Linked DNA regions of Homo sapiens: region 2 is linked to region 1. Evidence: chromatin loops called from intact Hi-C (ENCODE). Cell type or tissue: PC-9. All regions are shown on one strand. Each heading gives the region's core, and the rest is flanking DNA. Links, peaks and the distances in the headings are about the cores only. Region 1 overlaps BRD1 (bromodomain containing 1). Region 2 overlaps ZBED4 (zinc finger BED-type containing 4).

The links. Hi-C counts contacts between places; a loop is a spot of excess contacts. Peaks named below come from ENCODE experiments on the same cell type or tissue, not always from the same donor. Only the 100,000 strongest peaks of a DNase experiment are listed, where the experiment ranks them.
Region 2: a loop joins it to region 1, with 2.2 times the contacts of the local background. A loop is called at or near these places in 2 of 110 quality-filtered maps.

The regions. Positions count from the first base shown.
Region 1 is chr22:49,804,132-49,820,070 of GRCh38, forward strand. It overlaps BRD1 (bromodomain containing 1), which reads right to left. Exons shown (of 13, transcript NM_001304808.3): 3 at 73-229. It also overlaps the pseudogene LOC100420885. Among named protein-coding and RNA genes, the nearest start is that of BRD1, 16 kb to the right of the region's middle. RefSeq lists enhancers at 1,402-1,902, 11,288-11,831, 11,832-12,374. In PC-9, for the core only: no CTCF peak of the experiment used is centred there; a DNase peak (open chromatin) is centred at 11,630.
Region 2 is chr22:49,887,546-49,903,484 of GRCh38, forward strand. It overlaps ZBED4 (zinc finger BED-type containing 4), which reads left to right. Exons shown (of 2, transcript NM_014838.3): 2 at 1-2,535. It overlaps ALG12 (ALG12 alpha-1,6-mannosyltransferase), which reads right to left. Exons shown (of 10, transcript NM_024105.4): 10 at 12,684-15,939. Among named protein-coding and RNA genes, the nearest start is that of ALG12, 23 kb to the right of the region's middle. RefSeq lists enhancers at 738-1,239, 12,911-13,631, 13,632-14,351, 14,352-15,071. In PC-9, for the core only: no CTCF peak of the experiment used is centred there; no DNase peak of the experiment used is centred there.

The DNA of each region.
Region 1 (15,939 bases), core at 7,817-15,816:
AACCAGGTGCCCTCTCCCTGGAGGGTGGGGGTGAGAGACGCAGAAAGGCTGTGGGGGCCACGAGCCACGTACCTGCTGTGAGCTTCGCTGAGACTGCAGGCTGGACTGCAGCCGCCGCAGCAGGGGGGCCCCGTTCCTGGACAGCCGCTTGAGCAGCCAGTAGCTGTGGGCTCGCTCCACAAACTGCTTCTTCCGCTGAATGGCCACCTGATTCGCAATCCTATTTAACCTAAAACACAAACACTCAGTGTATCTTTGAAGCAGTACATTAAGATGTTTCATCACATAAACTAGAAATGACAGTACTACTGCTAACAAAACCATGTGTTCATACTTTTTCTCCCTAAGCCATGACACCTGTATTTCTACTATCCCTAGTGCTGCTAAAACAAAATTCACGATCTCCAACCATTTGAAGATTTCATCCACTTTTTAGGTTGGGCACAGTGGCTCCTGCCTGTAATCCCAGCACTTTGGGAGGCCGAGGTGGGGGGATCCCTTGAGGCCAGGAGTTTGAGACCAGCCTGGCCAACATGGTGAAACCCCGTCTCTACCAAAAATACAAAAATATTAGCTGAATGTGGAGGTACATGCGTGTAGTCCCGGCTACTTGGGAGGCTGAGGCAGGAGAATCGCTTAAACCTGGGAGGTGGAGGTTGGTGTGAGCCGAAATCGCACCACTGCACTCCAGCCTGGGTGACAGAGCGAGATTCTGACTCAAAAATAAAATTAAAAAAAAAAGATTTCATCCACTTCTCATTCACTACAACATTTATCAGATTGAATATCCAAAAAGAAAACATGCTGAGCAAAGCCTTCAACAGTTTTCATTCTTTCTATGTGACCCCATCTGCACACAAGCTGACTTCAACCACATCTGTGTCAGCGGGCCCAAAACCTTAGACACTGTCCACTCAGACGCCATGGGAGAGGTGGGCACTGGTCCCCATGTCACCTCCAAGAAGAGAGACAGAGCTCAAGGTATAAGCCGCTAACAGGTGCTGTTTTACCGTGCTCACTAAAATGACATCAGTCATCTTCAAGTCTCCCAAGAAATGCAAAGTGCTGCCCTTGGGGGCACATGGAGCCACCAAGACCCTCGGCGCCTCTCATCCACCAAGGGAACCCAACGCCGCCTCTTCCGGCAGAACCTGGCTCAAGCGTGGAGCCTGCAGGAGAACACTCACCAGACCCAGAACTGACCGTGAGGTGCCTTCTCACAGGGAACCCGCCGGGGGAACTTTGCCAGAGTGACCCATCAGCAAGAGCTCCCGTGCAGATGTGGAACCCCTTTAGGCTAAAACAATCCTGCCCACCACTCCAAGGGCAGTCTGCATGCTCAGGACACCAAACGCCTGCCCACGAAGCACAGCCCTCCAAGGACAGCCAACGGAAGGAAGCCAGAGGCTGGAGAGGGCATCGGCAGGTGCACTGGGACGCTGGGCTCTGATCACAGCCCCACAGGGCTCCTCCTCTGCAGGCTGGGCTGGGCTGGACCTGGTCACCTCATGGCCTGCTGTTTTGGGAGCAGTCTGTTTTTACCACTTGGGACTGAGGCAAACCATGTGCAGTCAATAGCACAACACTTAACTCTTCTGGTTCAGTGAGTCTTTTTTTTTTTTTTTTTTGAGATGGAGTCTCACTCTATTGCCCAGGCTGGAGTGCAGTGACGCAATTTCAGCTCACTGCAACCTCCGCCTCCCGGGTTCAAGCGATTCTCCTGCCTCAGCCTCCCTAGTAGCTGGGACTACAGGCGCCCGTTGCCACACCCAGCTAATTTTTGTATTTTTAGCAGAGACAAGGTTTCACCGTGCTGGCCAGGCTGGTCTCAAAACTCCTGACCTCAGGTTTCTGTCCACCTCGGCGTCCCAAGTGCTGGGATGACAGGCATAAGCCACCGCTCCCGGCCCACACCCAGCTAATTTTTATGTTTTCAGTGAAGATGGGGTTTTGCTATGTTGGCCAGGCTGGTCTCGAACTCCTGGCCTCAGCCTCCCGAAGTACTGGGATTACAGACATGAGCCACCACACCCAGCCAGCCCTATCTCTTAAAAAAGAAAGAAAGAAAGATTCTGTTTGTTTTTATTTCTTCTGACCCATGAGATGTGAGAAAAAATTCTGACCTCATCACAACAAGCCACCATCTTCTCCAGAGTCAGGGCTTCTGGAAATGTCAACAGCCCACAAGTTGTGAGCAAAAAGGCTTTGATGAAAATGCTTTAAAAACTTAAGAGCCAGATGCAGAGGTGTGCGTCTGTGACCCCAACTACTTGGGAGGCTGAGGGAGCTCATGTGAGCAAGAGGCTGAAAACCCCAAAATTAGAGTGAGGAAGAGCATGGAAGAGCAGCTTCCCAGCTGAGGCGATGAGCACCCCCACTCAACTCGGACAGAAGAGTTAAGGGGAAACAGACCTCAGATAAGAAAACTAAGCAAAGACATACATATGACAACCACAGAAAGCAGTCCCTGAGGGCTGGGTGGACTGAGATGCCGGCAATACGGGCAAGATGAAGGAGGCCTGGGGGCAGCAGCCGCAATGCCCACCTCAGGGATGACTGCAGACAAGTCAGAACCCACACTAGGAGCCGGGCGCGGTAGCTCACGCCTATAATCCCAGCACTTTGGGAGGCCGAGGCGGGCGGATCACCTGAGGTCAGCAGTTCGTGACCAGCCTGGCCAACATGGTGAAACCCCGTCGCTACTAAAAATACAAAAATTAGCCGGGTGTGGTGGTGCGTGCCTACAATCCCAGCTACTCGGGAGGCTGAGGTGGGAGAATCGCTTGAGCCCGGGAAGCGGACGTTGCAATGAGCCAAGATCGCACCATTGCACTCCAGCCTGAGGAACAAGAGCGAGACTTTGTCTCAAAAAAAAAAAAAAAAGAACCCACACCAGGGAAAAGAACCCCGGAAATGAGGGAGGTCACCAGAGTTCCAACATCAAGTATTCCTTGGATTTTTGTTAAGCCCAGTCTACATGCTGACACATAAATACTTTACCATGGGACCCACTAAATGCACTAGGGAACGTATGGATAGGAAGACCAATATTGTTAAGATGTCAATACCACCGAAAGTGATCTACAGATCCAATGCAATTCCTATCAAAATACCAATGATGTCTTTTGCAGAAATAGGAAAATCCACCCTAAAATTCATATGGAAACTCAAGGAACACCCAACAGCCAAATCACCTTGAAAAAGCTGTAAAAGTCACGCTTCCTGACTTCAGAACTTACCACAAAGCTACGGTCATCAAAACAGTGCGGTGCTGACGAAAGGACACACATATAGACCATGGGAATAGCAGAGAACCCTGAAGCGAACCCTCCCGTATCCAGCAGAGACTGTTGACAAGGGTGCCAAGACCATTCAGAGGGGAAAAGACAGTCTTTTCAGCAGATGGCACCAGGACAAGTGGATATGGCCATGCAAAAGAATGTGAAGTTGGACCTTGCCTCATTTCACACACAAAAATTAACTCAAAATCGAAGACCTAGACATAAGACCTAAAACTATAAATCTCTTAAAACAGAAGGGAAAAGCTTCATGACACTGGATTTGGCAATGATTTCTTGAATAAGACACCAAAGGCACAGGAAACAAAAAGAAAAAATAAACTGGGCTTCATGAAAAATGTTAAAATGTGTGCATTAAAAGACACACAGCAGAGTGAATGGGAGGAAATATTTTCAAATCACGTATCTGAAATGGGATTAATATCCAGAAACTCCTAAAACTTGACAAAAAATAATCCAATTCAAAACTGGTTAAAATACTCAAATAGACAATTCTTCAAAAGTGCAAATGCTCAATAAACACAGAAATGCAAATCCAAACTATGATGTCACCTTCACACCTATTAGAATGGCTATCAAAAAATACTAACAAAAAACAAAAAAAAAATGTTGGTAAGGATGTGGAAACCCTGAACCCTTGCGCACCGCCGGCAAGAACGTAAAAAGGTGTAGCCGCTGTGGAAAACAGTGTTGTGGCTCCTCAAACACTTAAAGACAGAAATGCCGTGTGACCTGGCAATCCCACTTCCGGGTATACACCCAAAAGAACTGAAAACAGGCTCAGATACTTATCACCCATGTTCTTCACAGCATTATTCACGATGGCTAAAACATGGAAGCAACCCAAGAGCCCATGGAGGAAGGAATGGGTAAGCAAAAGCTTATCTCCACATACAGAGGGTTATTCAGCCTTAAAAGGCAAGGAAGTTCCAATGCATGCAATGACATGGAAAAGCCTTGAAAATGTGCTCAGTGCAATAAGCCAGACACAAAAAGACAAATACTGCCTGATTGCGCTTATGTGAGGGACTGAAGAGGAGTCAAATTCATGGAGACAGGGAGTAGAACGGTGAACGCCCGCAGCCAGGGAGGGAGGAATGGGGAGTTCCTGTTTAACTGGGACAGAGTTTCAGACTGGGAAGACAAAAAGGCTCTGAAGATAGATGGTGGTGATGGCTGCACAGCAACAGCAATATCAAAGTGCTTCATGCCCCTGAGCTATACACTTACAATGATTAAGATGGTACATTTTATGTTATGTGTACGTGACCACAGTAAAATACTGAAAAAACTTGAATACAGAGAGTTAAATGGAATGTGCACCTTCCAAATGAGTAGAGGAGGAAAAATGCCCCCGACTCCAAAACAGCAAAACCATCTGAGTCAATACATCAGAAGAAAAAGTGAGCCGGGCGCAGTGGCTTCCGCCTGTAATCCCAGCACTTTTGGAAGCCGAGGCAGGCAGATCATGAGGTCAGGAGTTCAAGACCAGCCTGGCCAACATGGTGAAACCCCATCTCTACTAAAAATACAAAAAAATTAGCCAGGCATGATGGCACACGCCCGTAATCCTAGCTATTCAGGAGACTGAGGCAGGAGAACTGCTTGAACCCGGGAGGAAGACATTACAGTGAGCCGAGATCACACCACTGCACTCCAGCCTGGGCAACATAGCAAGACTCAGTCTCAGAGGAAAAATAAAGAAAAAGGGAAAAAAAGGATCATGGAAACAAATCCAAAATAGATCAGTAATCCAACATAAGTCAACAGTCTAAAGTTGCTAATGAAGAGGTTGTCAATCTGGTTAAAAATTTAAAATTCCAGTTTTAGGCCAGGTGCAGTGGCTCACGCCTGTAATCCCAGCACTTTGGGAGGCCGAAGCAGGTGGATCATGAGGTCAGGAGTTCAAGACCAGCCTAGCCAAGATGGTGAAACCTCGTCTCTACTAAAAATACAAAAATTAGCCAGGCGTGGTGACAGGTGCCTGTAATCCCAGCTACTTGGAAGGCTTGAGGCAGGAGAATCGCTTGAACACGGGAGGCGGAGGTTGTAGTGAGCCGAGATCGCGCCACTGCACTCCAGCCTGGGTGACGGAATGAGACTTCGTCTCCAAAAAAAATATATATATATATATATATGTAATTCCAGTTTTAAAATACCACAGCAAGGCTGAAGCTGGACATAAGGAAAATGTTCAGGTGTACATTAAGGAGCAGAAAGTGGGTACTGCTGACCGATCAGCTGAACTGAGGCCAGAGAAACACCATGACTGGAGTGAAGAGGGCTATGAGGGCTACTGGACCATGATCGAAGGAAGTGACCAAATTCCAAATGCGTACACACTGCCTAACGGGACATCTTGAAAATATCAAATGCAAAACCTCCAGGAGCTACAATGAGAACTGTTAAACCTACAAGCCTAATGAAACCAATTCACGCAAAAATAAATTAAGGATATTAAAAATGTAAGCATGACTTATACATTTGACCCAACAAGCTCATAGAGAATATTGCATCAAAGAAAGAAAGAACACACATATTCACAAGCACAGATGGACTATTTATAAAAAATGTATAACCTATTGGGCCATAAAGTCTCAACAAGCATCAAAGAATGAATGCGTACCATGCAGGTCACGTCCTTTGCCCACAGCACAAGCAATGGATATCAAGAGTTTAAAAAATTAATTTGGTTAAAAAAGAAAGAAAGAGAAAGAAAGAAAGCGAGCGAGCAAGCAAGCAAGCCCCACATGCTTCTAGACTGCTATCAGGTAAAGGTAGAAATTATCATATATAGGAAAACAGTGGCCAGACGCGGTGACTCACACTTGTAATCCCAGCACTTTGGGATGCCAAGGCGAGAAAATTGCTTGAGCCCAGGAGTTTCAGAACAGCCTGGGCAACACAGTGAGACCCCAGCTCTTAAAATATATATATATGTGCACATATAAAAATAAATAAAACTCCTATTAAAAGACCCTTGGTTAGGCAAAGGCTTCTTACATGTGACACCAAAAGCACAAGCAACCGAAGAGAAAGCAGATAAACTGGACTCCATCCAACTTGTAAATGTTTGTGCTTCAAAGAACACTGAATAAAACAATAAGATGACCCACAGAATGAAGAGAAAGTATTTGCAAGTCATGTATCTAATAGGGAGTCTAGTACCCAGAACAGAGAACTCTTATGACAACAGTAAGAAGTCAGCTAACCAATGAAAACATGGCAAAGATCTGAACAGACATTTCTCCAAAGAAAATATGCAAATGGCCAGGCAACATCTTCAGCCACTGTGGAACTGCAAAGCAAAACCCCCGAGCGATCGCTGCCCCTGCACCATGGAATGGGTATCATCAAAAGGACAGCGCCTGAGAATATACAGGGGTACAGCTGCCTTGGAAAACAATCTGGCACTTCCTCAAAATACTAAACAGCATTACCACATGACCCAGCAACTCCACTCCTAGAATATACCCAAGAGAAATAAAAACACACTACCTAAAAACTGTTACACAAATGTTCAGAGCAGCATTGTTCATAATAGCTCCAAAGTAGGAAAAAAACAAACATCCATCAAAAGATGAACAGATTTTTTTAAACGTGGCCTATCCATACAATGAACATTACGCAGCCGTGAAAAGGAATGGCACACCGACCCAGGGGGCACGATGGATGGACCTTGGAAACATGCTCAGTGAAAGAACAAAAAAAACACATTTCATAAAAGAACAAAAAAACACATTTCTATGAAATGCCCACAACAGGCAAATACACGGAGACAGGATGCAGATGGGTGGCTGCCAGGGCTGGGGGAGGATGAGAAGGTGGGAAGTTGGGGTAATGGCTAAGAGGCACAGGGTTTCCTTTGGAGGTGATAAAAATTTCTAAAATTGGTGGTGGTGATAAATGCACAACTCTGTGAACTAAAATCCACTCAACTGTACACTTCACATGGGTAAATTTCATGGTGTGTGAATGACAAGAGTCCCCCCTTAACCAAGGGGGATGGTTCCAAGACCTCCAGCGGCTGCCTGAAACTTGGAACAGGACCGAGCGCCAGCCTGGATGTTGGTACCTGCTACTAAGCGGGTTAAGGTGCAGGCAGCTGCACGGCGTGGGTGCACTGGACAAAGGTTAGATTCACGCTCCCGGCAGGCAGGACACGACAGGGAGACTGTGATCACGCTGCTCAGAATGGTGCACAACTGAAAACTTATGAACTGCTTACTGCTGGAATTTCCCATTTAATACTTTCAGACTATGGCTGACCATGGGCAACTGACACCATGGAAAGCAAAACCACAGGTAAGGGGAGGGTACTAAGTGTCTCAGTGAAGCTGACAAAATTCCCCCACGGGCGGCAGAACAGGGATGGAATGGGACACACCGCACAGGCGAATTCAGCCGGCGGTGCTGAGTCTCCCAATTCCTAGGCTATGGGTGGGTTTGTGGGCATTGCTATTTACATTTATGGTCCACACATGATTTGGCATGTATCAAACATCATCAGTTTTTAAAATATACTAAGATCTATAGTATTAACATATCAAAAATTCCTCTCAAAAACAGAAAAATCACACAAAATTTAAAAATACGTTAAGATTAAACAGTATTTGAGAGGCAGAAATAAAAGAACATGGATAAAATCCTATGGCAAGGAGCACAGTCTGCTCCTTTTTTTTTTTTTTTTTTTGAGACAGTCTTGCTCTGTCACCCAGGCTGGAGTGCAATGGCGCGATCTCGGCTCACTGCAAGCTCCACCTCCTGGGTTCAAGTGGGAGACTGAGGCAGGAGTCATTCTTCACAGATACTGTCCACAAAGACGATCCAAAAGAATCTTACAACATGTTGTATCCATCTACAACACATAGCTAAAAACAAAAATGCTAATTTTAAGAAGTACTATATTAACAAGTGCCTAGAAATAAATCTAATAGACTTTTATGGAGAAAACCATCAGCTTCTATTATGACATTAAAGAAGTCCTAGAGAGAGCCAGGAGTCGTGGCACATGCCTATAATCCCAGCTACTCAGGAGGCTGAGGCATGAGACTCACTTGAACTCTGGAGGTGGAGGCTGCAGTGAACTGAGATCATGCCACTGAACTCCAGCCTGGGCGACAGAGCAAGACCTTGTCTCAAAAAAGTAAAAGTAGTCTTACATGGGCAGCAAACTGGGCCACCTCCATGTTTAAGTGAAATTAACAGTGTAATTAACGGTGTAAAGAGTCCAAGCTTCCTAAAGGAACACTAATGTCGGGAGGACTCTAACCAGAAGTCTGACAAGGTGAAGCAGGAACTTTAAAGCTACTGCCCACTGTACACAGACGAACCAAGGACCTCACACGCCAGGACCATTCTGGAGACAAGGTGCCGCCCATGTACACAGACGCACCAAGGACCTCACACGCCAGGACCGTTCTGGAGACAAGGTGCCGCCCACTGTACACGGACGCACCAAGGACCTCACACGCCAGGACCATTCTGGAGACAAGGGGTGCCCTCCCAACCGCAGACTGAGGCTCAGCACAAAGCTGCTGGGTGGCCCAAGGTCCAGGTCACAGCTGGCCTGAGACCAGGAGGCCAAGCAGGCTGGCTCACAACCCAGATGACTCACCAGGCCTGACCCAACCTCACACCAAACAGCAATTCCAGGAGGGCTCAAGACTCCTCGAGGTGGCCGGGCACCATGGCTCACCCCTATGATCCCAGCACTTTCGGAGGCTGATGTGAGTGGATCATTTGAGCTCAGGAGTTCAAGACCAACCTAGGCAACACAGTGAGACGCCATCTCTATTTTTTGTTTTTTTGAGATGGAGTCTCGCTCTGTCGCTAGGCTGGAGTGCAGTGGCATGATCTCAGCTCACTGCAACCTCTGCCTCCTGGCTTCAAGCGATTCTCCTGCCTCTCAGCCTCCCTAGTAGCTGGGACTACAGGTGCCCACCACCACGACCAGCTAATTTTTGTATTTTTAGTAGAGACGGGGTTTCACCATGTTGGCCAGGATGATCTCAATCTCTTGACCTCGTGATCCGCCCCCCTTGGCCTCTCAAAGTGCTGGGATTACAGGCGTGAGCCACCACACCCAGCCTTTTATTTTTATTAAAAAAATTTTTGGCCAGGAGCCATTAATGGCTCATGCCTATAATCCCAGCACTTTGAGAGGCCGAGGTGGGCGATCACTTGAGGTCAAGAGTTCGAGACCAGCCTGGCCAACACGGCGAAACCCCATCTCTACTAAAAATACAAAAATTAGCCAGGTGTGGTGGCAGGCGCCTGTAATGCCAGTTACTCGGGAAGCTGAGGCAGAATCGCTTGAGCCCAGGAGGCGGAGGCTGCAGTGAGCCAAGACTGTGCCATTGCACTCCAGCCTGGGTGACAGAGTGAGACTCCATTTAAAAAAAAAAAAAAAATTTGTAAAGACTCCTAGAGGAAATACAGGGAGCAGCTTTACGGCTGCAGAGTGGGGACGAGTTTCTTCAAGCAGACCCAGCATGCACATGCCACATGGGGAAAGGGTGATAAATTTGAGGAGTACGATGAAATGAACAAACTTCGGTTCATCAGACAATAGAAAATTCAGGCTGCTTTTCAGAACCTTTACACACTGACGGGTGCACGAACGGAATTCCATGGCCAGGACTCGCTTCAAAACAATGGAATGGAAGGAATGGGAGAGGGGAGGCTGGCCAGGTGCGTATAACTTCTAAAGTTGAGTGAAAGAACAGGGGGCTCTCTCCAAAGATTTCCAAACTAAAAAAGAATATTTTAAAGACATCACTAAAAATGAAAAGATACACTCACCCACGGGCACAAGCCCCCGACAAACAGTGCACAGGCAGGGCAGGAGCCCCCGGTGCAGGCCCAGAACCCTGGCATGACACACACGCAGACCCCATGCCAGGTGGTGCGAGGTGGAGGACGCCGTGCCCACATCCATCGCTCAGGAAACACATGAGACCAGCCGGCCAGAGCCCTGAATCTCACCTCAGGGGACTCCTGCACCAAGGCTGGGGCACCACAAAGCCTGCTGCCCATCGCCAGGGGACACCTGCTCTTTTCACATGCCTGACGTGCATGGGCAAGGGCCACATCTGGGATCCTCTCCGACGGGGCAGGGTGTGCAAAAGAGGACGCAGCCCCAGCAACAGGCAACTCTATGTAGAGCACCTGGGTAGTCCCTGCTCTCTTTATTTTTGTGAATATTTTGTAAATTTGAAGTTATTTCCACATAAAAAGGTAAAATCAAGCTCCCCACCAGCCCGAGCCCAGGAGGTGCTCTCAGGAAAGCCACCATCGCCTCCAGCAGGTAGCACCTAGGCTGGAGCAGAGGTGATTATGTGTGGCAGTAATCTGCCCCGCTGTCCCCAGTAGTAAAGAAAACTTCACATAAATTTTCAACCCCACTTCTACCAAAAGTAAGTAAATATGGTGAAAGTGAAGAGAGACAGAAATCAGCTACACTGTGGTGTCTCCCCTCTGCTGAGAACATCTTCTACATGCCTGGGGTGCTTCAGGGAAGAGAACCCGGCCTAGAGGAACGTTGCCCCACAAAGCTAGGGGTGGGAATGACATGGTTGGGTACCCAAGTCGCCGGGGGCAGGGCAGAGCTGTCTAAATGGCCAGATGACTGTGGTTCATGGCCCACGGCCCTGCTCTGCGAAATGCTACCTTTAGTTCAGTAAATGCCAGCATCTTTAGGAGAGTCTGAGTGCAGAGGAAGGTGCGGTGAGGCCAGTGAGAAACGCAGCCCATGCTCTGAGCACTCAGAGTTTTCCCCAGCACAATTTTTATTTGCTTCAGCTTTTTCAATTAAAACAAATCTAGGCCAGGCACAGTGGCTTATGCCTGTAATCCCAACACTTTGGGAGGCTAAGGCAGGCGGATTACCTTAGGTCAGTCAGGAGTTCGAGACCAGCCTGGCCAACGTGACGAAACCCCATCTCCACTAAAAACACAAAAATTAGTTGGGCGTGGTGACGTGCACCTGTAATTCCGGCTATTCGGGAGGCTGAGGCAGGAGAATCGCTTGAACCCAGGGGGCAGAGGTTGCAGTGAGCGTAGATCACGCCACTGCACTCCAGCCTGGGCGACACAGCAAGACTCCATCTCAAAAAGAAGAAAAAAAAAAAAACTGTTTCCAGATATAGTAATGTCCATTTCTGTAGAGGAGAATCCCTCCTGCCTGTCAGCCTGCACCAGGAAGGGCTCTGTTGTGAGCTGCCAGCTACAATCTGCACTAAAACCCAGAAAACCAACAAAGTCACAGGAGGGCAGGAATGAGTCAGTGTCTGAAACGGCATTCAGGTCTGTTCCTCATACAGGAGAGCAGGCGCTCCTGCAGGCTGCGTCCACCCAGGTGCCCTCCCGAGCTCCCAGGCACTGGCTGGACCTGCCCTGCAGCTCCTCCTTCCAATGTGTCGTCCTGGCGCTTCCTTCCCGAGTGCCCGCCACTCCAGACCCGATGCAGGTCAAGCACAGGGAGCTGCCACCTGTGGCCTCATGGCCCCTGCCATGCCTCCCAGTGCCACCCGCAGCAGCCAACTCATGCACCCACACTGCCCGGGAGGCACCCACACAGGGCCTCCCGGTGCCACCCGCAGCAGCCAACTCATGCACCCACACCGCCCGGGAGGTACCCACACAGGGCTCTCCCCACTGGGCACTGAGCCAGTGTCTCCTGCTTCAATCCATGCCAGATACAAACTTTTATAAAAAATTAACAGCCAGAAACATGGAGGAAAAAAAGACTTAAAAACACAAGCCAAAGGGGGCCGCGGCCGGTGGCTCTAATCCGTAACCCTAGCACTTTGGGAGGCTGAGGACCACTTGGGCCCAGGAGTTCAAGGATGCAGTGACCTAGGATTGCGCCACTTCACTCCTGCCTGGGCAACAGAGCAAGACCCCGCCTCAATTAAAAGAACAAAACAAAACCTCTGCAGGTACCCACTAGGTGACAGCTGGGATCCTCACAGGGCCTACCTAGTGGACTCAACGCCCCCAAGACAGAACAGCTTCCCCACCCTCTGAGGACGGCTGTGCAGGTCAACAGCCTGGGGCTGCAGCAAGTGCTCAAGGGAGACAACGCCTCCCGACAGTGACCCCAGAAAAAGTTCCAGAATAGTGACATCTTTATTCCAGAGTCAACATACTACCCTCCAGCATTAGACTACAGACTAAGGCTGGGGCTGGGCGAGGTGGCTCACACCTGTAATCTCAACACTTTGGGAGGCCTAGGCAGGAGGATTGCTTAAGCCCAGGAATTCAAGATCAGCCTGGACAACATAGTGAGACCCTGTCTCTATAAAATAGACTAGGGCCAGGTGGCCTCCAACACTGCAGGAAGTGAGTCCAGGTAGGAAAAAAGTGCCTTCCGAATTCTGGGGCCCAAGGTGCCTACCCTGCAGGGAATAGTAAACAGACACTCTCTGGACTGCGGGGGCCAAGGCCCGCCACCCAAGGCCCTTAGCAGCCGGCATATACCACCTGTGGGTGACCTTGTCTACACAGGACTTTGCTATCCATCCGCCAGGACCTGAGGGAAGAGAACTGCCGGACCCCATTCCTGCCCCTTCTGCCACCATTTCAGACACCCCACAGGGACTCATTTTGGGGGTTCCCAAATGAGTTCCCACTGACTTCCAGGAAATCCATAAGCTGCTCTATGACCCCAGCTTGGGTGACCATCTCTCCTTGCCACGCTGACCCTTTTCCCCTGACCTCACAGTGCCTCAAGCTCCAGGAATGGCTCAGAAGGGGTGCAGAGCCAGTGGTGATGGCACGGTGGGTCAAGGAGTCACCCCTGGAGGTGATGTGTCTGGCAGAGGCCTTGGGGAGCTCAAAAGGATGGCACTGGGGGTGCATGACTGTTCATGAAGCCAAAGAGAAATAAAAAGAGGCAGCAGAAGGAACTTTCTTCATGTGAGATAGTTCAAGTTCAGACTTCCTGCTAACAACATCTATTAGGACATGGGCTGGACCAACTCATCTTCCTATGGAATACCAAGACAGGAGATCCAGACAAACTCCATCATGTGCACCAAGCCCAAGCTCAAACAATCAGCTGGTGCAGCATGTCTGCTGAATGACTGTGCTGTGATGGGCTAGGACCAGCAGGCGGCCCAGGGGCCCTAGACTGCTCTGTTCACCTCCATCCAACCACATCGCTCTGCACACCAGGCACCATCTCTGTAGGCTCACCACTAACAAAGGGACCGGTACCATCTGAGGACTGCCTTTACCAACAAGACTAAAAGATTTCTTGGAAGAATATCAATTCCAGGGGTCAATGTTTCTCTTTCTCTAAACATGCCTCACATAGAGGATCTCCAGATGCAGCTGCGTCAAAGACAACCAAAATTCAAGAGACTGCTCTGGATAACCATGCAAAACCCCTTAGAGACAGGGTCTCACTCTGTCACCCAGGCTGGAATACAAAGGTGCGATCACAACTCACTGCAGCCTCGACCTCCTGGGCTCAAGCAATCCACCCACCTCAGCCTTCCAGTGTTAGGATTACTAGCCTGAGCCACCGCACCCAGTCAACTTTTCTAACAGCTCAAGTCACTCTAATTTAAATGCATGAGGAGAATATCTAGGTATTTAAAGTTCGCCACGTATTTTCACCTGAGTGATGCTTCCCTTCCTAAGGCTGACCAAGACCAGTTCATCCTTTTAAACTCAAAATAAAATGACACCAGTGAAGGCGGGAGGAGCACCCTATCAGGGTGAAGGCGGGAGGAAAACCTCATTCGAATGAAGGTAGGAGGAGCACCCATCACAAAGCCTTGCCTATCTGAGGTTCTTGTCCGTGAGGCTGAAGTCCAGGCTCTCGTAGTAGAGGAGCTCCTCCTAGAAGATCTGAAGCAGTCAAAGGAACCAAACCGACACAGGCCGTCTGCCTGCTGATCACAGTCTCTTTTAAGACACTTTCTACTTTGCATTCTGATGAACCTAGGAGTTTTGTTAAACAGATTATGCGTGTATTTATCCCTCATTTCATGCAATAACCAAAAAGAGTTATCAGGAAACCCTGTTTGTCTTTTCACCCCATGTATGAACTCTCATGTGAATGAGTCCTGCAGTAATCCATGTTAAGGGAGCCCTAATTTCAAACTGGTGCAAATGGAAAAGACTTTCCCTTTTCCTTTAAGACTAAAGACAAAATGTCCTCCTGGCCGGGCTCGGTGGCTCACGCCTCTAATCCTAGCACTTTGGGAGGCAGAGGCAGATGGATCACGAGGTCAGGAAATCAAGACCATCCTGGCTAACATGGTGAAACCCCGTCTCTACTAAAAATACAAAAAATTAGCAGGTGTGGTGGTGGGCGCCTGTGGTCCCAGCTACTCAGGAGGCTGAGGCAGGAGAATGGCGTGAACCCGGGAGGTGGAGCTTGTAGTGAGCCGAGATCGTGCCACTGCGCTCCAGCCTAGGTGACAGAGCAAGACTCCGTCTCAAAAAAAAAATGTCATTCTATACAGGTGCAACTCAATCCGTTAATAAAAACTGATGTATGCTGGAGAGAGGAAGTGAAAAGAAAAAATAGGGCTGGGTGCGGTGGTTCACGCCTGTAATCTCAGCACTCTGGGAGGCCAAGGCAGGCAGATCACCTGAAGTCACGAGTTTGAGACCATCCTGGACAACATGGTGAAACCCCATCTCTACAAAAAAAATACAAAAATTAGCCAGACACCGTGGCACACACCTGTAGTCCCAGCTACTCGGGAGGCTGAGGAACGAGGATCGCTTGAACCTGGGAGGTGGAGGCTGCAGTGAGCCGAGATTATGCCATTGCACTCCAGCCTGGGCAACAGAGCGAGGCTTCATCTCAGGAAAAAAAAGAAGAACAGAAAAGAAAAAATAACAATAAATCAATGTAAGGCCAGGCATGGTGGCTCACGCCTGTAATCTCAGCACTTTGGGAGGCCGAGGCAGGCAGATTGCTTGACCCCATCTCACCAAAAAATAAAAACATTAGCAGGGCATGGTGGCACATGCCTGTGGTCCCAGCTACTCAAGAGGCTGAGGTGGGGGAGTCGCTTGAGCCCAGGAGGTCGAGGCTGTAGTGAGCCATAACCATGCCACTGCACCCGTCTGAGCAGAAGAGCAGGACTCTGTTCAGGAGATTCTCCTGCCTCAGCCTCCTGAATAGCTGGGATTACAGGCGCGCACCACCACGCCTGGCTAATTTTTATATTTTTAGTACAGATGGGTTTTCACCATGTTAGCCAGGCTGGTCTCGAACTCCTGACCTCGTGATCTACCCACCTCGGCCTCCCAAAGTGCTGGCATTACAGGTGTGAGCCACACACCCAGCCCTGCCTGTTTTTCAAAGTGTTTATTTACCGCTGTTATTATTTAATCATAGTATATCAAACTTACAAAAAAACAGATTATAACCTTAAAACTATCTCTTTTAGCCTGGCGCAGTGGCTCACGCCTGTAATCCCAGCACTTTGGGAGTTCGAGGCGGGTGGATCACCTGAGGTCAGCAGTTCAAGACCAGCCTGGCCAACATGGTGAAACCCCGTCTCTACTAAAAATACAAAAATCGGCCGGGTGTGGTGGCAGGTGCCTGTAATCCTAGCTACTCAGGAGGCTGAGGCAGGAGAATCACTTGAACCCAGGAGGTGGAGGTTGC
Region 2 (15,939 bases), core at 3,636-11,635, 79 kb after region 1:
AACCACAAATCAGGTACTGTATTTTAGTGAAGCATTGCTTTAATTGCAACAGAATAGCTTTTGTGGCTATCAAATGAAATCTGTAAATAGGAGGTGGAGGGCAAGCCATCCTGACTGAGCAGTTTTTAACCGCAGGTTCTAAAGTGTCCCGCGGAGTACAGATAATATTCTGGAAGGTAACTGTTTACTACGACAGAGACGTGGCATTTGGAAACGAAACTTAGATGTTTCATGGAGCTTATTTTGAGAACTTTCCCATTTCAGGTTTCTGCATTCAGGCTTTACATGGTCAGTTAACTCAGAGATACCCCAGCTGTTTATCATCAGCTCCTCTGAAATGTGATCCCTTTGTAACTGTGCTCATCACTTCGCCAGTGCGTTCAATGACACGCTGATGGCAGGTGGTCCCTGCTGAAACCCCCACGCCTCCGCTTCAGCATCTCCACGCTCTGAAGCTGTCTTTCAAAATGTGTGCACTGACCCCCTTGTTTGATCAAATTTGTGTAAAATTTTTTTAGAAGAGATGGCTTATTAACAGGGAAGAAGCTTGTTATATTCCAGTTGTAAGAATAGCCTTAGTGTTTAGATTTTTTTATGATAGGGAAGATGCGGCCATCACTGGGATATTTTCAAATCCCAAGGACATCAGAGTGAAGTGTCAGTTGTCAGATGATTTTAAAAGTTATGTCTTCAGAGAAAAAAAGATTCATTTTCTCATTTTAAACCAATTAAATATTCTGAGTGAGACTAATCACTCATTTGCCTACGACCTTTTAGAAAAGTTGTTTTGTTGAAATACTGTACGTACGCTTAATCTAAATTTGCATTGACTATGTTTTAGTGTATTTATAAATGGTGAACTCAGTTTCTGAAATTAAACTTCTTATTTGCAATTTTCTAGTGCTGGCAGACACTGGCTTTTTATTTTTAGGATAAGAAAACAGGCATATTCTTTGTGGTCCATTATCTAGAGCCCATACTTGGGCAGCATTTGAAATTTCACCTTAACCCCAGACAGGGCTCCAGGGAAGTGGAGATGTAATTCTTACAACAACAGTTCTGATCATGGCCATGGTGATGACTTTCCAGGTCTCGTGTTCAAGTGGTGCCAGAATGCAGGAGCCGGTGGGCAGCCCTGAGGGGTTGCCTTGGCCGCAGCCTCTGTGCACGCTCTTCCTGGTGTCCTCTTACCCGGTAGCTGTGCGCTTGTTCCCGTGAGAACAGCCTGCTTCCAGAGTGCCCAGGAGTGCTGGTCAGGGACAGTGCCCGTGAGGCTGCAGAGGAGGTGGGGTCCATGGCCCACCCATCTCTCCCTCGCCAGCAGCCCTGGCCAGTGTCATCCTGGTGTAGAAAGGGTTGCGCACAGGATAGGAGGGAGCCACAGTTCTTGCTTAGCTGTGCTCACGACCAGCTTGCAGTCCTGTGTTTCTTAAGATTGTATTTGGAATGGTAATATCCTTAGAATTTTGGGATATTGAGCTTCATGGATTTTCTCTCCAAAACAAGCCAGCACAACTAACTGTAGCAGAATTGTATCCACTCATTCATTCAACTGAGATGAAGTGCCCTCCCTTTTCCAGGGCCTGGGCTAGTTCCTGGAATGCAACAGAGATTTCCGTGGACACAGTCTCTAGTCTCACAGAGCATATAGTCTAGTCCACGATTGGCAAGCTGCAACCACAGACCCAGTCCGGCACTCTGCCCATTTTTCTAAGTGAAATTTTCTTGGAATACAGTCACAGCTGTTTTTTTAACATGGTGTCTTGGCTACTTTCAGGCTGCGACGGGAGAACTGAATAGTTGTGACAGAGACCACAGGCCCACTGAAAGGGACAAACAGGGCTGAAAATACTCACTGTTTGGCCCTTTCCAGAATAGCAAGTTTGCTGGCCCTTGAGCTAGCCTGCCTTTATGGGGTTTTTTTTGTTTGTTTTTTTAAGCTTTCAGCTTCATGCTGCTGTATTTTTAGTTGAAGTGTTCTGAGTAACAGTCAGTGTATAAAAGGGGATTGCAGAAAAAAATGAGGGCTTGCTTTACTCAACAGAAAATATGGCCCTTCCTGAATGACACTAGGAGAGTCATTTTATCTCATACATTCCCTTCATTTCGTTGGTGGACATTTGTTGAAACCGGCACTCAATGGTCAAACCGTCTCTGCCCTCCAGTTGCTGACAGTCCTGCAGGAAGATGGACAAGAGGCCCAGTGCTGACAGTCACACGACTCTCACTACTTGAATGAGGGGACTGTGGGTGCAACTAGAAAATATGTTGATTCTTAGCCATTCCCACCTTGCCTCTCCGTTCAGAACCCCAGCTGCGAGCTGTTTGTTTCCCTGCCTGGAAATGATGTTTTAGGCAGGTTCCTTAATTTCTCAGGTCTGTCTCAGATAATAAAAAGCTCTTTGTATGAGCCTCAGAACTGTCTCTTCAGTGAATGAAATTACCAGTCATTATACGAAGGGACTTTAAAAAATTTGTGGAAATACTGAAGTAAAAGATGATAAAAAAATAAAAACTTTATTTCTTGGCTGGGCACAGTGGCTTATGTTTGTAATCCCAGTACTTTGGGAGGCTGAGGTGGGAGGACTGCTTGAGGCCAGGAGTTCAAGAAATTAGCCAGGTTTGGTAGTGCATGCCTGTAGTCCCAGCTACTTGGGAGGCAGAGGGAGGAGGATTACTTGAGCCCAGGAGTTTGAGGTTGCAGTGAGCTGTGATCACACCACTGCACTCTAGCCTGGACAACAGAGCAAGATCCTCTCTCTTAAAACCACCAACAATGACAACAACAAAACAACATTTTTATTTCTCAATGTAAGCTCCATCAAGATCAAGATACTTTTGTAAGCTGTGACACCAGCCATTTAGTCCACCTCTAAAGAATTGCAGGCTCTGGGAATTTAACCATGTCAGTGCAGCCTTTTTAACATTATTAACGGAAGAAAAAATGAGTGCTTTTAAAGATTTTTTAAAATGAGGAAACAAAGTCAGAAGGAGCAAAATCGGGACTGTAAGGTGGATGCCTAATGATTTCCCAACAAAACTCTTGAAGAATTGCCCTTATTTGATGAGAAGAATGAGCCAGGAGCATTGTCATCGTGGAGAAAGACACTGATGAGGCTTTCCTGGGTGTGTTTTTGCTAAAGCTTCGGCTAACTTTCTCAAAACACTCTCATAATAAGATGTTATTGTGGCCAGATGCGGTGGCTCACGCCTGTAATCCCAGCACTTTGGGAGGCTGAGGTGGGCAGATCACGAGGTCAGGAAATCGAGACCATCCTGGCTAACATGGTGAAACCCCGTCCCGTCTCCACTAAAAATACAAAAAATTAGCTGGGCGTGGTGGCAGGCACCTCTAGTCCCAGCTACTCCAGCTACTCGGAAGGCTGAGGCAGGAGAATGGCGTGAACCTGGGAGGCAGAGCTTGCAGCTAGCTGAGATTGTGCCACTGCACTCCAGCCTGGGCGACAGAGCGAGACTCCATCTCAAAAAAAAAAAAAAAATGTTCTTTGGCCCTCCAGAAAGTCAACAAGCAAAATGCATTGAGCATCCCAAGAAACTGTTGCCATGACCTTACTTTGACTTGTCCACATTTGCCTTGACTAGGCCACTTCTACCTCTTGGTAGCCATTGCTTTGATTGTGGTTTGTCTTCAGGATGGTACTGGTAAAGTCCTGTTCCATCTCCTGTTATAATTCAAGGAAATGCTTCAGGGTCTTGATGCCACTTGTTTAAAATTTCCATTGAAAGCTCTGCTCTTGTCTGCAGCTGATCTGGGCACAACGGTTTTGGCACCCATCGAGTGGAAAGCTTGCTCAACTTCAATTTTGAACCAGTTGAGATGTCTGTGGTCTTGGCTATTGTTCTGTTAATCGTCAGTCCTCTTTAATCAGAGCATGAACAAGATCAATATTTTCCTTGCAAATTGATGTGGATGGTCTGCCACTGTGGTCTTCATCTCCAATGTTGTCTTGATCCTTCTTAAAACGAGGTATCTATGTGTATACTGCTGACTTCTTTAGGGCACTGTCCTCATACACTTTTTGTAAAGCATCATGATTTTCACCATTCTTCCACCCAAGGTTCACTATAGATTTGATGCTTGTTTTTGCTTCAGTTTTTGCAGAATTCATGTTCTGCTAGGAGCCCTTTTCAAACTGATTCTTACTGCCTCAAACTAGATCTATTCAGGCATGTTCTAACAAGTTAGTATGAGTTTATTTTGGAGCAAAAGAATTTTGAAATGCATGCATAGTTTTGTCATAATATGCATTTTCCATGAACTTTTTGAAGACCACTCCTGCAATAATAAAACATTGAACTTCATTTAAAGCTAAAATTCCCTTCTCTTCCACTTCTGACTATGAGGCAGCAACTGCTATCAGACCAAACCTTTCCCAAGAACTATCAAGGCCATATAAAATATATTTTTAAAAAGAGCTTTTTGCATCCTGGCTAAAACAGTGAAACCCCGTCTCTACTAAAAATACAAAAAATTAGCTGGGTGTGGTGGTGGGCGTCTGTAGTCCCAGCTACTCTGGAGGCTGAGGCAGGAGAATGGCGTGAACCTGGGAGGCAGAGGTTGCAGTAAGCCGAGATCGTGCCACTGCACTCCAGCCTGGGCGACAGAGCAAGACTCTGTCTCAAAAAAAAAAAAAAAAAAAAAAAAACTTTTTGAAGACATCAGAGAGTAAGACAGCCAGGATTTGAAGAAACAAAATCCTAGTAAGATGAGACTTGCATAAAGGTGAGTCCTGTGTTCACAACATTTTTTCCTGTTGGGCCATTTGCTGGTGTCCTGCCCTAAGGCCTGACAGAAGGTGGCAACCAGAGCTGGCGTGGTGTCACTGGGCTGGGAGACCGGCAGCAACACACAAGCTGTCATGTTGGCCAGGATGCCAGGAGCCTCAGAGAAGTGGCCGAATTCCCAGTGTGCAGCTTCCCCTGCAGCAGGTGCCTATTCCTGGTTGCTGCTTGTGCTTGAGGCAAGAGGCTTGGAAACCCAAATATAGCAGCAAAAGGCTGGAAAGCTGAGACATCTTTGGGCAAGGGAGACAAAACTTGGGACTTCAGTGCCTGCCATTGAGAAAACTCTGAGGTTTCCAGGTGAGTCCCCTGAAGGGCAAACTGGAGAGGGACCAACCCTCACCAAGTCTGGACATGGCTTGAGCCATCTCAGCCTTGATTGCATCAGGGCGATCTGCCTCACCTTTCTGCTAGAGGAAAACTAAATTTTCTTTCAATGAAAACATCAGAGCTCCTATAACTTTACAGATAAACAGTTTGACTCTCATAAAAAAATTATGAGACACACTGAAAAAAAGGACTAAGTGACTGAAAAGAGAATCATAAGACAATAGAAATAGTCTCACAGGTGATCCAAATACTGGAGTTTTCAGACACGGACTTTATGATTTATACATTCAATAATATGGATGAGAAGGTGGAGAATGCCACCAGAGAGAATCTGTAAACGTGCTAATGCTGAAAAACACAACGATGAATGAAGAATTCCCTAGATGTAGTTAGTACCAAATTAGGCTTATAGATGAAAGGATTACTGAATTGGAAGACAAGCCAGTAGAAAACATTCATCTTGAAGTACAGAGAGATGAAAAGTGCCTGAGAGACACAGCGCAAGAGAAAAGACTAGCACACAGCTGACGGGAGTCCCAGAAGAGGAGAGAGAAGGGGTGGAGCGCCATTTGGATGAGATCACAGCTGAGGACTTTCCAGAACTGTTGGGACATCAGCCATAGGTGTCAATATCTTTGAACCCCAATGAGGATAAATTGAAAATAACAACCTGCACCTAGGCACATCATGGCAAAGTGCTGAAACCCAAAGAGAAAGAGACAACCTTAAGCAGAGGGAGGGAGGAGAGACACTTTTACCTTCAGAGGAGCAATAAAGCTGGCAGCTGACTCTCTAAAACAAATAGTTGGAATGGTGGAGTGGCTTTTTTTAAATGCTGAAAGGAAATAATTACCAATCTAGATTTATATACCCAGTGAGAAGATTCCTCAAAAGTGAGGATGAACTTAAGTTTTTGGACAAAACAAAAAATTGCAGAAACTTGTCACCAGCCAACCAGCCCTAAAATATATCCTGGAGGGAATTCTCCAGGTGGACACTTGATGTGGGAAGGAACAAGGAATACTCCTGAAAGGAGCAGAAACGGGAAAGCTAAATAAATAATAGACTGCCTAAAACTATCTCTTAGAGTTCAAAATACAGGTAGACTTAAGATACATGGACAGTAAGGACAAAAGGTGGGAGGGAAATAAAGGATTGCACCATCCTGCAAGGGGTGAAAGTATGGATTTCAAGTAGATTCTGGGCCAGGTGCAGTGGCTCACACCTGTAATCCCAGCACTTTGGGAGGCCAAGGCAGGCGGATCACCTGAGGTCAGGAATTTGAGACCAGCCTGGCCAACATGATGAAACCCCGTCTTTACTGAAAAAACAAAAAATTAACTGGGCCTGGTGACGCATGCCTGTAATCCCAGCTACTCGGGAGGTTGAGGCACGAGAATTGCTTGAACCCAGGAGGCGGAGGTTGCAGTGAGCCGAGATGGCACCACTGCATTCTAGCCTGGGCGACAGAGCAAGACTTCATCTCAAAAAAAATAATAAAGTAGATTCTGACATCAGACGTGATCTCTAGGGTAACCGCTAAAAGCAATAAACATGTTGATGAAACTGGACTAATACCTACTTTCACTAATCCCAAAGAAGGTAAGAAAGGAAAAATAACCAGATGGGACACATAGGAAACAGAGGCAAATGGTAGCTTTAAACCAAATGTGTCAGCAAGCATATTAAATGTAAGTGGAATGCAAACTCCAATTAAGTGTGTTAGATTGGATAGACAAAACCCAGCTATGTTCATTCACAGGCTTCACATATCGAGTCCAAGGATGCAGAGTGAATGCGAGAGGCCAGAAGCCAGGGCACCACCCACACATCTGCTACAGCTGTTCACATCTGACAGCACGGCCTCAGGCAGGAGGACTCATTAGAGATGGAGGGACAGCTCAGTGACCAAGTGGTGAGGTTAATGGGATGACACAACAATGCTAAACATAAAAGCACCAAAGAACACAACTCCAAAATGTGACTGGAACAGAAAGAACTAAGAGGAGAAATAGACAATCACAGTGAGAGATCTGAACACTTGCCTCAGCAGCAAATAAAGTGAGTGTTGTTCCAGAATGTGTCCTGACTGACCACTCCCTCTGGCCCCAGTGACCATCCTGCCGGACGGCCGTCTCCTCCCTGGTTGAGCAGCCTTGAGCAAGGGTAGCAGTGGGCAGTGTGTGGAGGCCAGAGGCCTCTCACGTCCACCCACCCCAAAGGCACTGCCCTGGGGGACAGCTGAGTGAGGAGAGAGGGAGACACCCTTGAAGCAGGGAGGGGAGAGTTGGAGGGAGTCACATGTGGGAGTGAAGCCCAGGAGGAGGAGGAGGGGCAGGAGCATTGCCGCTGGGGGCAGACAGGCTGATGGAGGGAGAGGGGAGGCTCTGAGCCCCAGGTGACACCATGCTGTACACATTGCTTTACAGCCCATCTTTCTATGTTAGTAAACCCACTTCATTATTTTATAGGGCTCTGTGGCTGTATTCAGTATTTTATCACCATAAAAATTCTCATTGGAGCTTCTGAGTTGAGAGGCAGAGGCATTTGCAGGGGTAAGTCTTCCCATCCTCCTGCTCTAACATCCACTCGCTTCATTCTAGTCGTTTCTCGTTAGGGTCCTTTGTAGGGATTTTGTAATTTTGGTTGGATTTGTGACAGGGAATTTTATTCTGCTTCATTTTAAAAGTGGGCCAGGTGTGGTGGCTCACACCTGGGATCCCAGCACTTTGGGAGGCCGAGGTGGGTGGATCACCTGAGGTCAGGAGTTCGAGACCAGCCTGGCCAACGTGGTGAAACCCCAGCTCTACTAAAAATACAAAAATTAGCCAGGTGTGGTGGTGCGCACCTGTGGTCCCAGCTACTCAGGAGGCTGAAGCAGGAGAATCACTTGAACCTGGGAGGCAGTGGTTGCAGTGAGCTGAGGTCGCACCATTGCACTCCAGCCTGGACAACAGAGCGAGACTCCATCTCAAAAATAAAAAAAAAAAAAAAGTGGTGCTGTAAGGAGAGTTTGTATCCTTGAGGGAAGACCATTTATGTTTACTTACGGCTTTACAATTAACATTTAGTTTATTGAGGTTACTAATTAAAATACTAGGTTTTCTTTAAACAATTAAAGAATTGCCTTCTACTTATAAATGTAGTGGATTTTAATTGAGTAGGACCAGTCACTCTAAAGGAGTCTTAATATTTGATCAGCTGCAGTTAAATGAGATTAGATTCACTCAGCCATCAGTCCACTTGGCAGTCTTGGTTGAGTTCTGGGAAGGGCAAATGCTGGGTCTCCTGTGAGCAGCCCCTCTGCTCAGCACTGTGCCCCAGGGAAGGGCCCGTGTCCCTGCTGGGTCTCCGCCCACCATCTCTTCCCAGTGAGCTGGTCCTGATGTCCATGTCAGCCTTTCAGTGACTGTTGCTGCACCTTCCTGCACAGTCTGTTAACAGACCAGAGGAAACCCACTGGTGTGGCTCAATAAAATAATTCTAAATATGCACGTGTCTCTTGCATGAGACTTCTGGGGTGCTGACAACAGGGCCCTGGGCCTCAGTTTTCACCTAGGCGTCATCCTCATGCTCAGGAACGTCTGTGGCTAAATCTCTCCCCGTGAGATGCTCTTTTTCTTCAGGAAATAAAGGTTTTTCCAGAAGCATCCCAGCAGACCTTGTTCGGCTGGAGTGGGTCCTGGGGGACCTCTCTAGTATCCTCCTATTGAGGTGGGTGAGGGAGGAGAGGCCACATGGCCACCTGCCCCCAGCCTCTGCCATGTCCATGGTCCCAAGGCCATGTGAGCCCTTATGCAGGCCCAGGTCCTGGTCCCCTGCTCCTCTCTGGCGTGGTCCAGCCCATTGTCTCTCTGCCACAGCACCCTCAGTCTCACAGCATCAGTGAAGTCTTAATATCTTTTCTCTTTTCCTGTCAACATTTACCTTGGTACTTTGTCCTCTTAATTTTTTTTATTATTTTTTATTTATTTTGAGATGAAGTCTTGGTTTGTTGCCCAGGCTGGAGTACAATGGCGTGATCTCAGCTCACTGCAACCTCCGCCTCCCGGGTTCAAGCAATCCTCCTGCTTCAGCCTCCCCAGTAGCTGGGATTACAGGTGCCTGCCACCACGCCTGGCTAATTTTTGTATATTTTTTTTTAGTAGAGACGGGTTTCGCCATGTTTGCCAGGCTGGTCTTGAACTCCTGACCTCAGCTGATCCACCTACCTTGGCCTCCCAAAGTGCTGGGATCCCAGGCGTGAGCCACCACACCTGGCCCACTTTTAAAGTGAAGCAGAAGAAAATTCCCAGTCAAAAAAAAAAACAATTCCTCAATGCTCCACCTACTCATCCTATCCTCCCTGCCAGCCCCGGTCTTTTTTGTCTCCATAATTTTTCCTTTTCTAAAATATCAAATAGTTGGACTCATACAGTATGTAGCCTTTTCAGACTGGCTTCATTCACTAATATGCATTTAAGATTCCCTCATGTCTTTCTATGGGCTAGTCATTCACTTATTTTTAGCACTGAATAACAGACATGCCACAGTTTATCCATTCACCTACTGAAGGGCATCTTGGTTGTTTTCAAGGTTTGGCAATTATGAATACACCTGCTATGAATATCCTTGTACGAGCTTTTGTGTGGACGTAAGTTTTCAACTCCCTTGAGTAGATACTGAGGAGCTTGATTGCTGGATCACAGGGTAAGAGTATGCTTAGTTCTGTACGAAGCTGCCAAACTGTCTTCCAAAGCAGCTACACTGGTTTGCATTCACGCCAGCAATGAATGAGTTCCTGTTGCTCCACATCCGCACCAGCACTTGGCATTATCCATTTTGGATTTTGGCCATCCTAACAAGTGCGTAGTGGTGTCTCATTTTTGTTTTAATTTGCAATTCCCTAATGACCATATAATGAGGAGCATTTTTGTATATGCTCAATTGCCATCTGCGTATCTTCTTTGGTGAGGGGTCTATTCAGATCTTTTGCCCATGTTTTCTTTTTTTTTTTTTTTTTTTTTTGAGATGGAGTCTTGCTCTGTCGCCCAGGCTGCCGTGCTGTGGTGCAGTCTTGGCTCACTGCATGGGTTCATGCCATTCTCTTGCCTCAGCCTCCCAAGGAGCTGGGACAACAGGTGCCCACCACCACGCCCGGATAATTTTTTTGTATTTTTTTTAGTAGAGATGTGGTTTCACCATGTTAGCCAGGATGGTCTCAACCTCCTGACCTCGTGATCTGCCCGTCTTGGCCTCCCATAGTGCTAGGATTACAGGCGTGAGCCACCACGTCCGGCCTCAATCACATTGTTTTCTTATTTATGAGTTTTAAGAGTTCTTTGTATATATTGGATACCAGTTCAATATATACTTTGTATATATTGGAGACCAGTGAGACAGGGTCTCACTCTGTTGCCCAGCCTTGACCTCCTGGGCTCAAGTGATCCCTCCTGCCTCAGCCTCCCAAGTAGCTGGGACTACAGGCATACACCATCACACCTGAATAAATTTTTTGTTGTTGTTTTTTGTAGGGACGGAGTATCACTATATCACCCAGGCTAATTTTAGAACTCCTAGGCTTAAGCGATCCTCCTTCCTCAGCCTCCCAAAGTACTGGGATCGCAGGCGTGAGCCACCACACCTGACCCAGTTCTTTATCAGATATGTGTTTCACAAATATCAAATATTTTCTCCCAGTTTGTGGTTTGTCTTCTTATTCTCTTGAGTGATTTTTTTCTTTTTTTTTTTGAGATGGAGTTTTGCTTGTCGCCCCGGCTGGAGTGCAGTGACACGATCTCAGCTCACTGCAACCTCTGCCTCCCAGGTTCAAGTGACTCTCCTGCCTCAGACTCCCAAGTACCTGGGATTACAGGTGCCCGCCACCATGCCCGGCTAATTTTTGTATTTTTAGTAGAGACGGGGTTTCACCATGTTGGCCAGGCTGATCTTGAACTCCTGAACTCAGGTGATCCACTGCCTCGGCCTCCCCAAAGTGCTGGGATTACAGGTGTAAGCCACCACACCCGGCCAAGTGAATTGATTTTTGAGAAAAGTGCACAGGCAATTCAGTGGTGAAAAGACAGTATTTTCTTTCTCTTTCTTTTCTTAAGAGATAGGGGTCTCTCTCCATCACTCAGGCTGGAGCACAGTGGTGCAATCACAGCTCACTGCAGCCTCAACCTCCTGGGCTCAAGGGTTCCTCCTGCCTCAGCCTCTCTAGTAGCTGGAACTACAGGCGTGCACCACTGAGGATAATGTTTTCAACAAATGGGGCTAGAATAACTGGATATTCATAGACAAAAAAAAAAATTGATCCGTACCTCACACCATGTTAAAAAATTAACCCCAGCCAGGCACAGTGGCTCACACCTGCGATTCCAGCACTTTGGAAGGCCAAGGCAAGCGGATTACTTGAGCCCAGGAGTTTGAGACTAGCCTAGGCAACACAGTGAGATCCCATTTCTACAAAAAATACCAAAAAATTAGCATATGAAAAGACATTCAACTTCACTCATAAGAAAAATGATGCAGGCCGGGCACAGTGGTTCACACCTGTAGTCCCAGCATTTTGGGTGGGAGGCCGAGGCGAGTGGATCACTCAGTCAGGAGTTCGAGACCAGCCTGGCCAATATGGTGAAACCCTGTCTCTACTAAAAATACAAAAAAAATTAGCCGGGCATGGTGGTGTGCACCTGTAGTCCCAGCTACTTGGGAGGCTGAGGCAGGAGAATCACTCGAGCCTGGGAGGCGGAGGTTGCAGTGAGCCGAGATCGCACCACTGCACTCCAGCCTGGGTGACAAAGTGAGACTCCATCTCAAAAAAAAAAAAAAATGATTGAAACGACACTGAACCACCACTCACCCCTCAGACTGGCCAATTAAAAAGGCTCGGCTCTGTGGGGTTGCAAAATGGGACCACCCTGTGGAGGGAACGTGGCAATACCCAATGCAACCAATGTGCAATCACCCCGCAGCCCAGCACTACCACACCTAGGAATTCACCCTGAAGACACACCTCAAACAATATGAAAGTACAAACGCACTCAGTTATTCATGGCAGGGTTATCTGAATTTACAAAATATTGGAAATAACCTAACTGACCACAGAGAGGACAGCAGCTGAGGAAACTGTGGCTTATCATGTGGTAGAGTGCCAGCCAGTGAGAAATCCTTGCATCGACACCATGGTTTCCAGGAGAGAGTGTTAGGTGAAAAAAACGGTGGCTGGAAGCTCACACCTGTCATCCCAGCACTTTAGGAGGCCAAGGCAGGAGGATTGCTTGAAGCCTGGAGTTCAAGACCATCCTGGGCAACACAGCGAGACCCCATCTCTTCAAGAAAAATTTTTTAAAAATTAGCTGGGCTTGGTGGCACACACCTGTAGTCCCAGCTACTTGGGAGGCTGAGGTGGGAGGAAGGCTTAAGCCCAGGAGATGGAGGCTACAGTGAGCTATGTTTGCAACACTGTACTCCAGCTTGGGTGACAGAGCAAGACCCTGTCTCTAAAACAAAACAAGCCAAAGTGCAAAAGAGCCTACAAAGAATGCTCCGTCTAGGAAAGAGGGGAATATATGTGTAATGTTTATCTTTACAAAATTAAACACATGGGAGATAAACCAGGAGACAATTATGCTCATTACCAAAAAGCGAGGAGGAGGTACAGGAGGGAGTGGCTCCCTGCATCTGTCTTCAGGGGCAGTTTTGACATCTAGAAGGATGGTCACACTCTACAAACCTAACAGGATGGGGGTGTGGGGTATGGTGGGAGGCACAAGACTGAAAGCAAACGGGAAGGATGAACCCAGCTGTATTTCCAACGAAGGCACCACTACACTGACGGTGGAGAAGCCGACCCAAGGAACTCATGAGCACAGTGCTTGACGGCACCCGCAGTTGTGGGCAGGGAGTGAACTGCACACAATCCCGACCTCTTCATGGTGGGTTTGTTTTTGCAATCCTGTGGCAAAGCTGCACTGGAGCTCTCGAGCAGGCGTGCACTGGACTCCCTAGCAGATGCGTGAGGATGCTGCTGTTGCTGGGGGCCAGGGTCCTCAGGGTGGAGATGGGGGGTGGGGGAGAACCGTGCAAGGTGGGACGGAATCCAGGCACGGTTCTGTGCTGTTTCAGATCTGTACACACATATTACATATGTACGTGTGCAACTGCACGCAGCATGCCTGTCCTCCCTAGCCTGTCCACAGAAAGGGCCTAAAGCTCAGGCACCCCGTGGCATCGAGCACACCTCGTGTCTAGATCCCGGTCTCTAACGCTGTTCCCCACCAAAGGGAGCCAAGACCCACAGAGCAATGGCCGAGGCCAGAGGCCCAAGAGGACGCCCTGCCATGCCTGGTCATGAGGAGGTGCTCGAAGGAGAGGCACGGCACACAGGCAGAGCATGGCAGGGTTCCCGCCAGCAAATCTCGTACACTTTGAACACCAGGATAATTAAAGACAGGAGTGACTCACAGACCACTGAAGTCGGGAGGCAATCCACATGTGGCCAGCGATAAAAGAGAACAAACGAGCGTGGATAACCAGTGAATACCTGAGACACACAGGTGGATGGATGGGGGAGGGAGCCCATGTCTGTGGGATGCTGGGGCCAGGAAGCCTGCTCTCCAGCCCTCACCATCTGGCCTCTGTGGGAGTCAGGAAGTGTCTGCACAGATGTTCGCCAGACGCAATGGGAAAACCAGGAGGCATCAGGTGGAGAGGCAGCCCCAGGGCACCTGGGCAACAGCCACAAGCTCTCAAAGAGCACAGGAAGAAATCATGTCTTTATGCACACGTGTGTGCATGTGTGGTATGTATGCATGGTGTGTGCACGTGTGCATTGTGTGCATGATTGCATTGTGTGGTGTGTATGCATGGTGTGTGCACGTGTGCATTGTGTGTGCACGATTGCATTGTGTGGTGTGTATGCATGGTGTGTGCACCTGTGCATTGTGTGTGTGCATGCGTGGTGGGTATGTATGGTGTGTGCACGTGTGATCATGCATGTATGGTGTGTATGCATGGTGTGCGCATCTGTGCATTGTGTGTGGATGCATGTGTGGTGTGTATGCATGGTGTGCACGTGCATTGTGCATGCGTGGTGTATGCATGGTAATGTGCACGTGTGCACTGTGTGTGGTATGTATGCATGGTGTGTGCACGTGTGCACTGTGTGTATGCATGGTGTGTGCACGTGTGCACTGTGTGTGGTGTGTATTCATGGTGTGTGCACGTGTGCACTGTGTGTATGCATGGTAATGTGCACGCATGCACTGTGTGTATGCACGGTAATGTGCACGTGTGCACTGTGTGTGGTGTGTATGCATGGTGTGTGCACGTGTGCACTGTGTATGCATGGTAATGTGCACGCGTGCACTGTGTGTATGCATGGTAACGTACACGTGTGCACTGTGTGTGGTGTGCATGCATGGTGTGTGCACGTGTGCACTGTGTATGCATGGTAATGTGCACGTGTGCACTGTGTGTGGTGTGTATGCATGGTGTGTGCACGTGTGCACTGTGTGTGGTGTGTATGCATGGTGTGTGCACATGTGCACTGTGTGGTGTGTATGCATGGTGTGTGCACGTGTGCACTGTGTATGCATGGTGTGTGCATGTGTGCACTGTATGCATAGTGTGCACGTGTGCACTGTGTGTGGATGCATGGTAATGTGCACGTGTGCACTGTGTGTGGTGTGTATGCATGGTGTGTGCACGTGTGCACGGTGTGTGGTGTGTATGCATGGTGTGTGCACATGTGCACTGTGTATGCATGGTGTGTGCACGTGTGCACTGTGTATGCATGGTGTGTGCACGTGTGCACTGTGTGGTGTGTATGCATGGTGTGTGCACATGTGCACTGTGTATGCATGGTAATGTGCACGCGTGCACTGTGTGTATGCATGGTAATGTGCACGTGTGCACTGTGTGTGGTGTGTATGCATGGTGTGTGCACGTGTGCACTGTGTATGCATGGTAATGTGCACGTGTGCACTGTGTGGTGTGTATGCATGGTGTGTGCACGTGTGCACTGTGTATGCATAGTGTGTGCACGTGTGCACTGTGTGTGGATGCATGGTAATGTGCACGTGTGCACTGTGTGTGGTGTGTATGCATGGTGTGTGCACGTGTGCACGGTGTGTGGTGTGTATGCATGGTGTGTGCACGTGTGCACTGTGTATGCATAGTGTGTGCACGTGTGCACTGTGTGTGGATGCATGGTAATGTGCACGTGTGCACTGTGTGTGGTGTGTATGCATGGTGTGTGCACGTGTGCACGGTGTGTGGTGTGTATGCATGGTGTGTGCACGTGTGCACTGTGTGCATGCGTGTGTGGTGTGTGTGCATGTATGCATGGTGTGTGCATACGTGTGCAGCAGCACCTGGTCCCATCTCCAGTGCCCAGCAGCATCACACGCACTTTGGTGCTTTATAAATGCATGGTCAGTGAGGCTGACAGCACCAAGCTGTCCCTTTACCATAACACCTGGAATAGTCACCTGTGATAAGCTATCACATAGGAAACATTTTTAAAATTTCATTCTCATTATTTTCTGTAATCTTGAGAGGTTCCAATCAACATTTATTGCCTTATTCTTTTTATCTCATTCCTTTTTGAATGTGTTTATCTCCTAAGATTTTATCTGTGATGGAGATGGGATGCCTGTGAATACAAAAGTTGCAGTGGTGGCACCAGGGTGGGGGGGTGCGGCCGGGGCCACCATGGTCTCCCCTGAGAGGGGGTGCTGTCTTAGGTGCCCCAAGAGGCCCTCGGGCAGCAAGCGTGGGGTGCTGCCAAAATACAGCTCCCCCTGGGTGGGCAGGACACAC